Linked DNA regions of Homo sapiens: region 2 is linked to region 1. The links are chromatin contacts, found by Hi-C or POLR2A ChIA-PET in ENCODE. All regions are on one chromosome and are shown on one strand. The core of a region is the stretch at or near the end of the contact, and the rest is flanking DNA. Distances in the headings are between cores, read along the strand shown.

Region 1 (3,983 bases), core at 548-3,047:
TGGGAGGTGATTGGATTATTGGGCGGATTTCTCTCCTGTGCTGCTCTCGTGATGGTGAATGAGGGCTTGTGAGATTTAATTGTTTATAAAAGTGTGTGGCACCTCCACCACCCCTACCCCATCATCTCTAATCCTCCTCCTCTGGGCATGTGAGACATGCCTGCTTCCCCGTTGCCTTCTGCCTTCTGCCATGCCTGTAAGTTTCCTGAGACCTCCCCGGCCATGTTTCCTGTACAGCCTGCAGAACCATGAGCCAACGAAATCCCTTCTCTTTATAAATTACCCAGCCTCTAGACATTTATAAAGAGTGCAAGAACAGATTAATACACTTACAGACTTGTGGCAGGACAGGTGTGACCCTGGGCCAGTTTTCAGCCCCTGCTCAAGGTCAGTTACTGTCTGGAAACAGCCCCGTTTCCCTTGCAGATTCAGAAGGGAAAGGTCATGTTTCTAAACATGGAATAGGACATGGCGATTGTTGAGTCACACTGGAGAATTTGATTTGAATATAATTGGTTCACAAAACACTAGAAGCTAATGGATGCAAGAGTGTGGCCATAGTAATGATTTCAGGATGTCTTCCCAACAGCCCCGAGTGACAGATGTGTTATCATTTCCTTTTTATTCAGACAAGAACATTGAGGCTTGAAAAAGGTAAATTACTTACTCAAATTCCATGTTTAATAAGTAGGACTGGGATTTAAACCTAAGAGCTAACAGCAAAGCATTTTAGACCGTAAAGTATAAGAATAAGCGTGAATGCGATTCTCAGCCCAGTGTAAGACCAGGTATCGCCGGATGAGAGACGGCCACTCCTGGGAACAGTGGTGAAGCTGAAAGAGCCAGTCCTTCAAGGTGGATCCTGAGTGGCTAAAATAGAGCCCAGCGGCCGTTTGCTGTCTATAGGTCATACAAACACAGAGTCCCCCCAAAACCGCACCCTTGCACCTGGGATACTTTCTGGGCTCACCTGAACCAACCAATCAGAGCTCACCTGATCCAACCAATCAGAGCTCACCCAATCCAACCAATCGGAGCTCACTGGCTTTGGCCAAATCAAGACCCGACTGTTATCAACTAATCAGAACTCAGCTGCCTTGACCAATCAGAACTAAGCAAGTTTGAATCCTTCATTTGGATACACAGACCTGACTGAGACCTGGGTGGGAGCTTTTGCTATAAAACCGGAACGTTCCCTTTGTTCTCCAGGTACATTTGTTTACACCAAAGGCTGCATCTTCCCGGTTTGCAAACTGTGCACTGGAGTCTCCTTCTTCCAAACTCCTTTTCAGAGGATGTGTTTACTCTGTATTTATAACTTCAGGAGCGCAATCGCAGCCACGGTTTCTCTTGTTAGTGCTACATTACTTTGATTTTATAATCAGCCAAAATATTGTGATAAAAAAATCCCCTTTTCATAATCTGCGAATTTTAGACGTCACGTGGTATGACTCAAAGTCATACCCATTTCTTCCCAAGAAGAAAATTTACTCAAAATCCATAAAAGATTTGGCTCGGTTCGGCTCAGTTGGCCACAGGCAGGTAGCCTGTTGGCTGGAGGAACAGAAACGAACGACCCCCACTCTGAGCCGGCCTCAGAGACTTGTGGTCTAGCCGAATGCTCCCTGTAGAGGGAGATGGCTGTTTGTGTGTCCTTGGTGCAGGGATGGCAGAACAATCTGACGTCCGTTATTAACACATTTGTCATATCAGCCACCTCTTTAAACGGGTGTCCCAGAGTAACAAGATCCAGAAAAATGCCAGCAGTCTAGTTGGAACACAGGGTCCCACTGGCTGAGATACTGGCTGTCCTCAAGTGAGGACAGGCGCTATCAGGGACTGCAGCCACAGCATCCACATGTCAGGAATCAAAGGCCACCGTTTTCTCCGGCGTTTACATTCAGGCACGGTCCCCCTCGCCCCAGATCACATCTTCAGAGTCTCAACAGCCCAGCCACTGAAGAATTGCTGCAGCCCTGCATAACCTCATACCTGTCTGGTACGGATCCACTAGACTAAAGGCTGAGGTGGAAGAGGCTTTTGTGTCCCTCGGTGCAGGACAGACTTGTCCCTGCAGAGAAGTATTTACAATGAGGGCAGAGCTGGGGTGTGAAGGACCCTCCACACGGGGCTGCTCCCTTCTCCCTGCAACGCCACACAGGAGGCGGTCTCCACAGTGCCTCATCCCAAATGGCAGTGTCTAAGTTTGAACACTGTGTGGCCCTAACAGCACTGCCTGCGTCAGTGGCTGAACAGTCAGTTTTGAGGCAGGTGGGCCGTCTTTCACACAGGTAAGAATAGATGGGGAGACAGCATTGATGTGGCCCAGACCTATGACCTGTGAGAGAGCCTGGATCTCCACTGGCCAGTTACCCAAAGGAGGTACAAGTGAATGTGCCCACCAGGGGCTGTGACACATCAGGTGTAAAGTTGTTATCACTATGCCTGGCATGTAACAGGCTCAGAAAACACTGACCATTATTTTGCAAGAAAACAAGTAGCTCAAAATAGCCACAGTGATGATGAATTGGCAGCACTGCCTTCATTTCAGGATAAGGAAGCCGCCTGGAGGTGCACACCCAGACTGTACTGGGAAAGGAGGGTCCCTGAGCTCGGATCTGCACACCACTAACCAGCCCTTTGTGCAGGAGCCCTTGAGCTGTGGCCCTGGCTCACACCAGGTAAGAGAAAATATCTGTGGTCCTAACTAAACACAGCCAAACTTGGATGCCAGAGCCTACTGCCAGATGCATGTCCCCAGCTGAAAGGTGGCCACTGTGGCTAAGTGAGAGGGCTGGTTCACATTCCACAGAGCCTGTGCTCACAGTACCTGCATCCATGAAGCTGTGTCCACGGATCCCCATGTTTCAGGGACCTATGCTCCAGGGAGCCGGCAAATTGGAGACCCACGTTCCACAGAGCCTGTGCTCACGGCACCTGCATCCATGAAGCTGTGTCCACGGATCCTCACGTTTCAGGGACCTGGGCTTCAGGGAGCCAGCAAATGGGAGGCCCACATTCCACAGAGCCTGTGTTCATGGCACCTGCATCCACGAAGCTGTGTCCACGGAGCCCCATGTTTCAGGGACCTGTGCTCCAGGGAGCCTGCACATGGGAGGCCTATGTTCCACAGAGCCTGTGTTCACAGCACCTGCATCCATGAAGCTGTGTCCACGGAGCCCCAAGTTCCAGGACCTGTGCTCCAGGGAACCTACACATGGGAGACCCCCGTTCCACAGAGCCCACATTCCCTCTCTCCTCCATCACTTCTTCCTGGTCCTCGAAGCGTTTCTTTCAGGTCTGCCTGGTACTGCGGCTGCTTCTGAGGACTTTGGACCTGTGGGCTTCTCTGTCTCAGTGGGACCTTTGTCATCCCTGCTGGTCTAGTGGGAAAGCACCCTGAGCACGGCTGGCAAGCCAGCAAAATGAAGAAATGTGTGTGGTGCTGTCTGGCCAACTCCAGACTCCCAGCACTGCAAAGTCAGGAACTCGAAGTGACACAGAATCTCCGGTGGCATCAAGTGGCAGAGGCAGGTGGAGTTTGGCTGAGTTGTTACCTTGGTCTTTGTGATGCTTTGTGACCAGGGTCTGCTCTCTGGTGCCTTAATCCCAGGACAGCAAAAGAAGAAGGCAATCCTAGATCAACGTCTCTTGGCTTTTCTGGCCTGGCACCCAGAGTTCAGTTTCTTAAACTCTGCCTAACACACAGGTCGGCAGCACTTCCCACAGAACTGGACTCCCAGTTATGGCCGGGACTTTGGCAAGGACACACTCATTCATGAGCATCAAGAGTGATACCCATCCACGACCCTGAGGGCCTGCTGGTGCAAGACCCAAACTCAACATTTTCAGTGTGGCCTCCGCCTGCTCTTGGTCACCTGACCAGGTTTCTGTTCCTGAGCCCTGTGGATGGTTCAGACGTCCCCATCCACATGAGGGTCATGTGATGCGGCTTTAATTTCCACCTGGCAACCCTGGAAGCC
Region 2 (3,983 bases), core at 512-3,011, 180 kb after region 1:
GGGAAAAGCACGACGCATCACGTGCTCTGAGGTCAGCCCTGCTGTCTGTGCAGCTCCACCTCCAGTCTCACCATCCCCACAGCCCTGCCCCAGTAAGTTCACTGGACGCTGGATGCTAGATGCTGGCCTCGTCCGCTTGTAGCCTTCACCCCTGCCTTCCGAGTATTGTCAAGTGAGAGGCCCGCTCACATCAGTGAATGCCCGGTACTGCAGGAGGAATCGTGATCTGAACAATCAGATTTGAATATCTTTCATAAGCCTTCTTTCTAAATCTCCAGCGAGCTCACACTTGCCTGATGGAATCTAACCGTCATGCCCTCCCCGTCTTGGCACCCCAACAACTTTTGCAATATTATCATGACCTGGCAAGAATGTGCTGTTTGCAGATGCAGGCGACCGCGTGTTCTTTGTTGACATGCCAAGCAAAGGAGGCTGGAAGAGGAGCCCTTCCAAGATGCCACCTGCAGTTCTCACTGCTCTCGTCACTACATTAAACATATTTGGCCGCTGTTAGTCAGTTCGGATAAAAATACAAGTAGATTTCAGCCGTGTTTGGTAATTCCTAAGAGAAGGTTCACTGAGTCCCACGAGGGGCACCAAGACACTTTATCCCCCAAGACGCCCACCAGGAAGACAGGTGCTCCATGTTCCGCTGGTTTCCACCTCACACTGTGAACGGTGGTTTGTGTTTTTCAACAACACCCAAGGCTTTTTTTCTTTTGCCTTATAAGGAGTACTTTCCCCACGTGGTCAGCAGTGTAGGGACTGGTGTCCTCGACTGCGGAATCTGCAGGGCCTGTGCCCACTGCTCTCTCCTGCCTGTGTGTGGGCCTGACCTGGGGCCCCCTGCTCTGGATATGCCCAGGACTTCCCCTTGGTGTAGCCCCGGAAGTCCTGTGTCCTGGAGCGAGGCCTCTGTGCCAGGCAGACCAGGGTGGTTGGTGGGGTCCTGTGCCGACCTCCTAAAATCACGCCCCCTTCCATTTGTCTTATAGCAAACAGATTTTGACAACACAAAGCTTTCTTTAGAAATTTAAGGTTGGGCACGGTGGCTCATGCCTGTATTCCCAGCACTTTGAGAGGCCAAGGTGGGCAGATCACCTGAGGTCGGGAGTTTGAGATCAGCCTGGCCCACATGGCAAAACCCCGTCTGTACTAAAAATACAAAATTAGCCAGGTGTGGTGGTGCGCACCTGTAGTTCCAGCTACTTGGGAGGCTGAGGCAGGAGAATCGCCTGTACCCGGGAGACCAAGTGAGCTGAGATCGAGCCACTGTAGTCCAGCCTGGGCAACAGAGCAAGACTCCACCTCAAAAAAAAAAAAAAATTAAAGTGCAATTTTTAGTGAAGGCTAAAGAAAAATGGTGGGAAGAGCTGAGGGATGTGATCTCAATCCTGATGAAGGCCTGAGAAGAGCCATCAAAGGAGTCAGAACCAGAATGGGATTCTAAGGAGCTCTGGGGCCCCTCCCTCGTCCTCAGAATGCATGGCTTTTATTTACACGTGACGTAGTCTGCATTTGCCGGGGGACTGCTGGGACACTCCAGCAGGTTTTCCATCTCGAGTTCCTGTAACCAGCAGCGAAGGCATCAGAACGGCCACACATTACCAAGCTGGGGTGCATCCTGCCTGGTGGCTTCGCCCTGATCCTTGCTGCGTGGCCTCAGCTCTTCTCCCTCAGGAGCTGCAGGGGCTTTGGTCCCTGCCCCCTGTGAGACTGAGGCACCAACAGCTGCCTGGTTCTCAGCACTTACTGGGATTGAGTTGAACATCACATCAAAACTTGCAGAGAGCAGTGGTCAGCGGCCCCCAGGCTGGGCTAGTGCCGGTGACTCAGCCCTGAGCACGCAGGAGGCAGCCTGCCTGTGCCCGGCCCAGGGCCCTGGGTTTCCCCTTTGCTTTGTTCCCCAGGGGGTGCTGGCTGGCACGCTGTCTTGGAGGGGCAAGGAGACGCCAGCCCAGGCAGTTTCCAGGGCAGGCCACAGCAATGCCTGGCGTGCGTGGCGGTGAGTGTGGCCATCTGGTCATTAGGGCCGAGCTGCTGCCAGCGCCAGCGGCTCTTTCTCCGTCTCATTCCAGGGGCTTTGGAGCCCACGACAGAGATCCTGGGGAGAGCCTGGCTAAAGTTCATTCTCATGTCTTCTCCATCTTGGACAGAGAGAACGACTTGCACTGTGGGAAGATGTACACCTGTGCATGTGTGTTCTTGCGTGTGTGTGAAGACTAAGACACCAGGTGTCAAGGACAGCAGGAGAGTGAGGAGCCAAGGGCGACATGGACCTCAGAGTCCCAGGGAGCAGGAGTTGCAGGAGGAGGAGCAGAGGCCAGCTAAGGGCGGAAGACCAGGACCTCGTGCGAAGCAGAGGGTAGGGAGGCCCAGGGCAGTGGCCACAAAAACCAAACAAGGGACAAATTCTGCCCTGTGTTGCCGAGGAGAGAGGCTTCGAGCTTTGTTCCCCACGGGAGCTGTCATTGGAGCAAGGGGACAGATGCAGGGGGCTCCCGCACTGGCTGTGCACCAGGCTCTCACCCTCTCCTCACCCACGCGCCAGGCTCTCACCCCCTCGTCACCAACCACACTTCTTGGCACGTTTTCTTGTTAATTTCTAGCACGCTGACTTCCATGATAAAAGCTGCCACACACTTCAGAGCTAGTAAGAATGAAGCTGTTGAGGGAAAATTTGCTTCTCGTAAGTGGGTAAACCCCAAGAGCTCAAGCTGATCAGGTCCCGGTGGATAACACACCTCCTGCAGCTGAGCCTCCCACCTCACTCTCAGCCACTCACAGAGGAAGCCACTGATGCGGACGCTGAAGGTGTCCCCCAGACCCTCAGCTCCCTCCAATGAGCCCCCAGAGCAGGAGGCCTGGTCATCCACCCCCGTGCACAGCAAGTCAGTGCTAATGTGCCCTCAGCCCTCAACTGTCCTGAAAAACATGTAACAAAACATTCAGAAAATGCATGCACCCAGGAGCGTTGCAGAGTCCATGACAAACATTCACCGCCACACTTTTTCAGGGAAGGAATAGGGGTTGGTAACACTCTCTGGTCCAGGGGCTCGGGGAGGTGAGGCGGCTTCTCCACACAGCGAGGGGTCCGCTCCAGCCAGCATGGTCTGCAGACCTCGCACAAAGTGCCTGGAAGTGCTCAGGGCCATCCGAGGGTGAATGTTCTGCTCCCTCAGCTATCCTTGCCCTTGGCACACCCGGGCTGCAGACGGCCGGCAGGGAAACCATGGAGGAGGCCACGCGGCAGTGCCGGTATCTGATCACTCACCCAGAAAGGAGGCAAGTGAGTGGATTGTCAGGTGAGTCGCAATCCTTTGGAAATCGTTCATCTTACCTAACATTTATTCTAACTCCCTCTGAACCAGGCCTCCCCTGCCCTGCTGGATAACAGAGAAGTGACAGGCAGGACGTGGAATCCCACGCAGCTGTCCAGCCCTCCCCAGCACTCATGGCTTTGGGCTCCCAGACCTTGGCCCAAACCTGGAAATTTTACCATAGCCAGGGAAGAGGCTGAAAATACCACAAGAATGGAACCTTATAGCTCTTGGAGATTTCTGCTTCTAGCCGAGTGGGAACCAGGAAAGGCAGTGAAGCCAGCAGCCGTGTCCCGTGGCCTCCTGAGTGTGGGATCTGTCACTGAGACATCGGGGCACCAGGGCTCGGCGTATTGTCACCGCCACCCCACACTCGCCGCACTCGATGCTTCTCAGCCTGAATTGCAACGCCACATAGGTCTTCTGCTTCGGAGAAATAAACACGCTGAGAGAATGTGAAGGAGTTTTCCCTAGGGACACGGAAGAGGGTTCCGGTTATCTTGCTCACTTCCCAGCAAATTCTGTTCAGGAGCCAAATGCCCTGATAGGACAGAGACCTTAAAAATATGGGCCTAGTTGCTGCTGCTGTGTTTGTTCTGGAAGCTTCCAGACCCTGAGGGCCGGCAGCTCTGGTCTCAGGAACCTGGCTGTGCTCCGCCTGCC

The links. A loop is a pair of places that touch in the nucleus more often than their neighbours do. ChIA-PET counts read pairs that join two places held with the same protein, here RNA polymerase II (POLR2A). Pooled maps may share reads with other maps.
Region 2: a map of gastrocnemius medialis shows a loop between it and region 1 (12-fold over the local background). The contact joins two enhancer-like sites. A Hi-C loop is called at or near these places in 1 of 168 maps with a recorded cell type or tissue (gastrocnemius medialis) and 5 of 50 pooled maps. POLR2A ChIA-PET finds 5 or more read pairs at or near these places in 2 of 52 experiments (A673 and activated CD4-positive, alpha-beta T cell).

The regions. Positions count from the first base shown.
Region 1 is chr6:170,041,894-170,045,876 of GRCh38, forward strand. No RefSeq gene overlaps it. Among named protein-coding and RNA genes, the nearest start is that of LINC01624, 230 kb to the right of the region's middle. Within about 2 kb of position 1,798, at least 3 of the 41 ENCODE cell types and tissues checked have a DNase peak (open chromatin) inside an H3K27ac peak, as active enhancers do; they include gastrocnemius medialis, where a contact is called at or near this core.
Region 2 is chr6:170,225,935-170,229,917 of GRCh38, forward strand. No RefSeq gene overlaps it. Among named protein-coding and RNA genes, the nearest start is that of LINC01624, 45 kb to the right of the region's middle. RefSeq lists an enhancer at 1-503 and a silencer at 355-573. Within about 2 kb of position 1,762, at least 8 of the 41 ENCODE cell types and tissues checked have a DNase peak (open chromatin) inside an H3K27ac peak, as active enhancers do; they include gastrocnemius medialis, where a contact is called at or near this core.